Regions from separate parts of the Mus musculus genome. Here region 2 is linked to region 1. A link is a loop called in an ENCODE intact Hi-C map of the cell type or tissue named here. Cell type or tissue: heart. All regions are shown on one strand. Links, peaks and the distances in the headings refer to the core of each region. The heading gives the core; the rest is flanking DNA. Region 1 holds the start of 4930432J09Rik (RIKEN cDNA 4930432J09 gene). Region 2 has its middle 47 kb from the start of 4930518C04Rik.

What was found. Peaks named below come from ENCODE experiments on the same cell type or tissue, not always from the same donor. Only the 100,000 strongest peaks of a DNase experiment are listed, where the experiment ranks them.
Region 2: it touches region 1 in a loop (2.4-fold over the local background); 1 of 42 quality-filtered maps calls a loop at or near these places.

Annotation. Positions count from the first base shown.
Region 1 is chr14:104,025,609-104,028,528 of GRCm38, reverse strand. 4930432J09Rik (RIKEN cDNA 4930432J09 gene) reads left to right here and starts at 1,387. Exons shown (of 3, transcript NR_045953.1): 1 at 1,387-1,602. All of the region lies in intron 1 of Gm41238 (a long non-coding RNA gene), which reads right to left. In heart, for the core only: no CTCF peak of the experiment used is centred there; a DNase peak (open chromatin) is centred at 1,248; H3K4me3 peaks cover 293 bases; H3K27ac peaks cover 555 bases.
Region 2 is chr14:103,944,663-103,947,582 of GRCm38, reverse strand. No RefSeq gene overlaps it. Among named protein-coding and RNA genes, the nearest start is that of 4930518C04Rik, 47 kb to the right of the region's middle. In heart, for the core only: no CTCF peak of the experiment used is centred there; a DNase peak (open chromatin) is centred at 1,592.

The DNA of each region.
Region 1 (2,920 bases), core at 147-2,646:
AGAACAGGAGGAAAAAGGAGGTAACAAATATTCCCAGGGCAAGTTAAAAAAAGAAAGGCAATTGCAAACCCCAGAGAAAACCAACAGAATCCTGGTCATGGAAGCCACTGTCTAGCTGAAATTCATATCAAACGTGCCTTGAGTTTTAATAATTAGCAATGCATTTTAAAGGTAATCAGCTTGACTTTGAACATATGTTTCTTGGAGTGAGTAGCAAGTGAAGCCGAGAGAAAGGAAAGTGGCATGAACGGACAGCGTGGTCCAACAAACAAGAATAATCATGGCACAAGGAAACATCGATTAAACACCGATTTTTCAGATCTTCTCACCCCTGTCTGTCAAAATACGAAAGACTTGGTTACAATTGATGGAGATATGTTACTTTCCCAGTCTTAAAGATCGTCACATCCTGAAATAGCAATTGGGCTTTTCTTCTACAGCAAAACCAGTTCGCTCAAAAATGCCTGAGGCGTTCTGCACATTATGCAAAGAGACACCATTGAGAACAAGGAGAATAGACTCAGATATGAAGAGACTCCAGTGATGTAAAAAAAAAAATTAAAGCTACCATTAAAAATGTGGAATGGCTAGTATATCTTCATACTTTGAAATATGAAGGCAAGACAGACTTTAGAGATTTTATTGGTCAAGAAACGGAAATGTACAAATATCTCAGCTCTGCATGACATGCAGGGATACAGGCCAGGCAGTGATCCCCAGCGCACCTGCTGCACTGCCGGCAGCTGTAGACCACAGCTCTCTTGAATGGGTCAGGCCTGACACATGACAGACCCCCAACTGCAAGGGCAGCGGGGGTTTTGAGACAGTGTTGCAGCAGCTAAACTGACTGGTATCCCTCTCACTTCTGTCTGCCCAGGGTTACAGATAAAATCTGAACAGAGCATGGAGGCAAGGCGGTGCAATCGAAATGATCGCCCACAGATCCTAAGTCATTTCTGGGGCTGGATCTCAGAAACAGATTCTTGAAGCTGTACTGTGTGGGATTGCTCTAGTCCAGAATCCATTGTTGCCCCGACTTCGGGAAATAGTTTCTCCAGAAAATTCTATGACCCTTCGTGTTTTTAATTTACGCGTTGAACTTTTTCAGACATCGGAAACGACGAGAGGAATCTTGCTTTTGCAATAACAAGCTGATGTTATATTTAGCTGTTGTTCTCAGAATAAACAAGCCAAAGCTTTACGTACAAAAGCTGCACATCCTGTTTACCACCAGTAGGGGGAGCTGTAAGAACTCTAAAGCTCCCCCCACCAAGTGCTGAGAACAGACTGGGAATGGAAAAAGTTACAGATTAAATTAATCACTTCCCTACCTCCCTCTCCCCCGCCCCCCAAGGTTTGTTAAGGAGGAACAGTGAGTTTCTTGAAGAACATTGGGCTATTATATCCATTAAAGCAAGAAAGAGTATATTTAATTGTTTCTGGTTTAAGATGTCCCTAAAGTGATGTCTGCTTTGTTTTCTTCTTCCAAAATAAAAAATGTTGATTTTAGCCAGGCTCCTTTCCATTGACACGCGCTACACTTCTGGATGAGAATACAGAAAATGCCACCTTTATCTTCACCTAAGACCACCTGGATTCCAGGTAGGACCCTGAACCTCTTTCTCTGCTCCCCTCCTCCCAGAACTTTGCTACCTGTTGCTTCAGGGCAGCGTGGGCATTGTGAGTGCTACACTGACTGCAGCCAGTCTCTCACCTGAGCACATTATGCTTCTTCACTCTACCATCACCCGTTCAAGGGAGGGTTCTCTTTGGCGTGGGTTTTGTTCTCTCTCTACTTCTTAGAAGAAATGATCAGAATTATTTCTAAATTCTACTCTTTCCTGCTACTTGAATTGATAAGTTATGACACCAAGAGTGAGCTGAAGTGCTGAGAAGCTAATAAAATTTGTTTCTGTAGCTAAGAGTGATTTCCTTGTCTTTATATCTTTTCTTTTTTTTTTCTTCTTTTCTTTTTTTATTTCCTATTTTGTGTGAAAACATGGTTTTCTTTGATTTTCATGTGAGCTAATTAACCTCTTTGACATCTTAGTCCAAACACTTTCCAAAGTCTTGTATTTTATTTTTGCGTGTCTAGTCATGGATAAGATGCATGATTTAGAATGTAATGTGACATTTGATCCATATTTTGTCCATAGTTGTCAATGGGATTATCTGATTTATTGAACAAATACACAATAAAGATATTTATCACTAAGGTCATAAAGAAGTATATTCCAGTACTCAGAATTTTCAAAAACTGTGTTGAAAAATTACATTTACCAAATCTGTTATCAAATATAACTAGATAAGAATATTATCTTCTCAAATATAACTTAATAGAAATATTACCAGATAATTTTTACTAATATGTTTTTTTAAGTATAACTTTTAATTGAAATATCTCACAATTCTTCTTTCTTTTTTTAAAAAAAAAATGTTTCAACTACTTTGCACTAGAAATGAAATCTAATGTAGGCCTATGGAGTTTTAAAAGAAAACCTTGGGTCAACATATCCTGCAGGAAGGTCTAGATGGTTCTCCTTAGATGCAAACGGTGTCTTCAACATGGATACAGTATAAACAAATACTTTTTTAAAAGAAAAATGGATTTACCATTGCGAACCCACGCGATCAGTGATAGAGCTACATCTCTGTCTGAGTTCCCGGGTGCCAGTGGCCTCCAGATGTTATCTCAGCAATACAAATTGAGTTCCCTAAGATGACACACAGCTCCCCATCCATGAGATACCCCTCAGAGAACAGTGTGTATGGAAGGGGGGTGTACACTAAAGAGATTGCCAATATGATAGATCCATTTTAAGGGGGAAGATTTTTTTTTAATAAGAGAGAGAAAATATACAGCAGCACCTGGGAAGGCTCCGAGCAGATTGCAAGAGAAGTAAAGTGGACCAGCAGACTG
Region 2 (2,920 bases), core at 201-2,700, 81 kb after region 1:
AATTTAGTGTGTGTGTGTCTCTTGAATCTCTCTACTTCTTTTCTATAAAAAGCCATCCCTTGTCTGCAACCCTATAGGTAGAACAACAATATGAACTAACCAGTACCCCCAGAGCTCATATCTCTAGCTGCTTATGTTGCAGAAGATGTCGGCCATCATTGGGAAGAGAGGCCCCTTGGTCTTGCAAACTTTATATGCCCCAATACAGGGGAATGCCAGGGCCAAGAAGTGGGAGTGGGTGGGTAGGGGAGCAGGGCGAAGGGAGGGTAGAGGGAACTTTCGGGATAGGATTTGAAATGTATATAAAGAAAATATCTAATTTTTAAAAAAGCCATCCCTTAGACAAACTATCATCTTCTGCTCTGCCTTCACCAGATCGCCCATTCCTCTGGTCTGTTAGCGCACCTGTCACAATCCCAAAGCCATGTCTGTGTCCTCCTAAAACGTCACCCATTAGCTTCCCAGGACTCTTAGGATAGAATCGTAAATCCTCAACCTGGCTCAGAAGGCTGTGTGAACTGGCTTCAGATCGTATCTGAACATCGAGGCCCTGAAGTTCCTGCTTCACCCTCCACTGGTAATTAATTGCTCATCGCTCTACACCTGGATAGCTCTGAGGGAGAGCCTGGGCTTCAGAGTGACAATTAATTCTCAGGAAACTCTGCCCTCCTCAGTGGGAGTTGGCTGCTTTAATGACATATGCATCTACCTATTCTCTTATTCTCTCTCACCCACACTGCACAGTACTTACCGCACAGTACTTACTGCACAGTTCTCACCCCTTAGCCATGACTTGTCTGCTTTACACCCTAGATCTGATGCAACTTGTTCATGCTGAGGATACCAGGGCTTAGAACAGTGCTTGGCTCTTTAAGGTTGAAGGAAAAGGACAAAGGGAAAGGGGATACAGGGAAGAAGAGATGGGACAGATCACCCTAGAGAAACCAGAATCAAACTCTGCTAAAGAGAGGTCTTTCAGAAGTCCAAGTGGGTCAGGAAGTAAACTGGGTACTGGGAAAGCACCATCATGAGCTGTGATTTAGAAAACATTTGAACTGACTTGGTTATACACACTACAGACATCGTCTGACTTTCAACCTCCGTTGATAACAACATATAATCTGGATTCTCTTCAAAAGAATTTGGAACAAGCACTCCTTAATGGGCTTGACATTTTACAAGTGCTTGGGGGAGTCCTGCAATGCCTCCAGCACTGGGTGCAACACTGACTACAGGTCTGTGTACTCCTTTGCAGCTGCATGCCTGGGCTAGCAGACTCTTTCATCTCTCCTTTGTTGTATACGGTGACCCATGCATTACCCTAAATATAATTAAACCGCCATGTCTTCTTCTATATTGCCTCAACTGTACTCTGATGCACAACCCATTCACAAGCCTGCATATCTGAAGTCCATGCAGATGACTGGGGCTTTCTGCTTAGACAGTCACAAAATCAGGGTGTTAGGCAGGACACCCTGCTCTCTGAAGAGTCTGCAGGAAGGCACACTTCCATATGCAGGGCTGGCAGCATCTCTGTGCTGAGAGGACTCACATCAGCATTTCCTGGTTAGCCCATACTTCTTGCCATAAGGCCCTCTCCATCTGCAAATCTGCAAAGTCCCATCAAGTCCTCTTTACTCTTAGATGTCCTCTGACTTCCTCTTCAGCCACCAAAAATAGAACTGTGCCTTGAAAGGGCACACGTGACAGGGTTGGGCCCATTTGTAACCTTCTGGTTTTAAGGTCAACAGGTTATAACATGCTTATGTCTGCAAAATTTCTGCCTTGCAACATATTTAACCACAAAGTAAACTCTCAAAGATAATAGGAGCATGTTAGAAATTTGCCACTGGAAGTAGAGGTGGTTTTTTTTAAAACTCTTCACACTATAGAAAATTTTTAAGAAGTATCATCTTGTTAATAAACAAGATACTCTCTTCTTGCTGTTTTGGCTTTGGAGGAGTATCCTAGGGCCTGCTCTCCCTTCTGTGGGCTAATACAGAAACGCTATTCTTTGTTTTATTGAAGAGAGTCATCCTCTCTAATTTATACTGTTGGATATGGAAAAGGATCCTAAGATAGGCTTAATTTTCTGTTGAATTCTAAGTATGGTTCTGCTTAAAGTTAATTGGTCAGAATTACCTGTAGGTTTTCAAAATTAATTTTTCTCTTCTTCTATGTACTTTTAGTAGTCTTTGCCAGAACCCTAGTCTTAAGTACAATACCTACACCCTACAATTTTCTATTTTTTAAATACTATATTGCCATCTTGATATAATCATTCAGATAAACATTTTATATATATATATATATATATATATATATATATATATATATATATATACATACACTTCTGTGGTTTGAATATGTTTGACCCCCATATAGATTCATGTGTGTTTGAATGCTTGGCCCATAGAGAGTTGTACTATTAGGAGTATGGCCTTATGGGAAGTTTGTTAGAGGAAGTTTGTCACTGTGGAGGTGGGGCTTTAAGATTTTAAATGTTCAAGCTACATCCTGTATGGAATCAAGTCTCCTCCTGGCTGACTTTGGGTCAAGATGTAGGACTTTAAGCTCCTCTAGAACCATGTCTGCCTGCAGGCTTTCTGCTATGATAATAATAAACTGAGCTTCTGAAGCTGTAAGTCAGCCCCAATTTAATGGTTCCCTCTATAAGGGTTGCCTGGGTCATGGTATTTCTTCACAGCAATGGAAACCCTGACTAAGACTCTTTATATTTCACACATCCTAAGCTGCTCTCATATAGGATCTGGTGATAACATCACTAGCTTCTTTAACCAGAAGCATGAAAATCATTTCTATTTTCTACTTCCCCCATTTTGTCAAAATTCCATCAGCAAATCTTGTTGCCCAACTGCTAAATTTATTTCAAGTATATATTTCTATGTAATATTCTGTT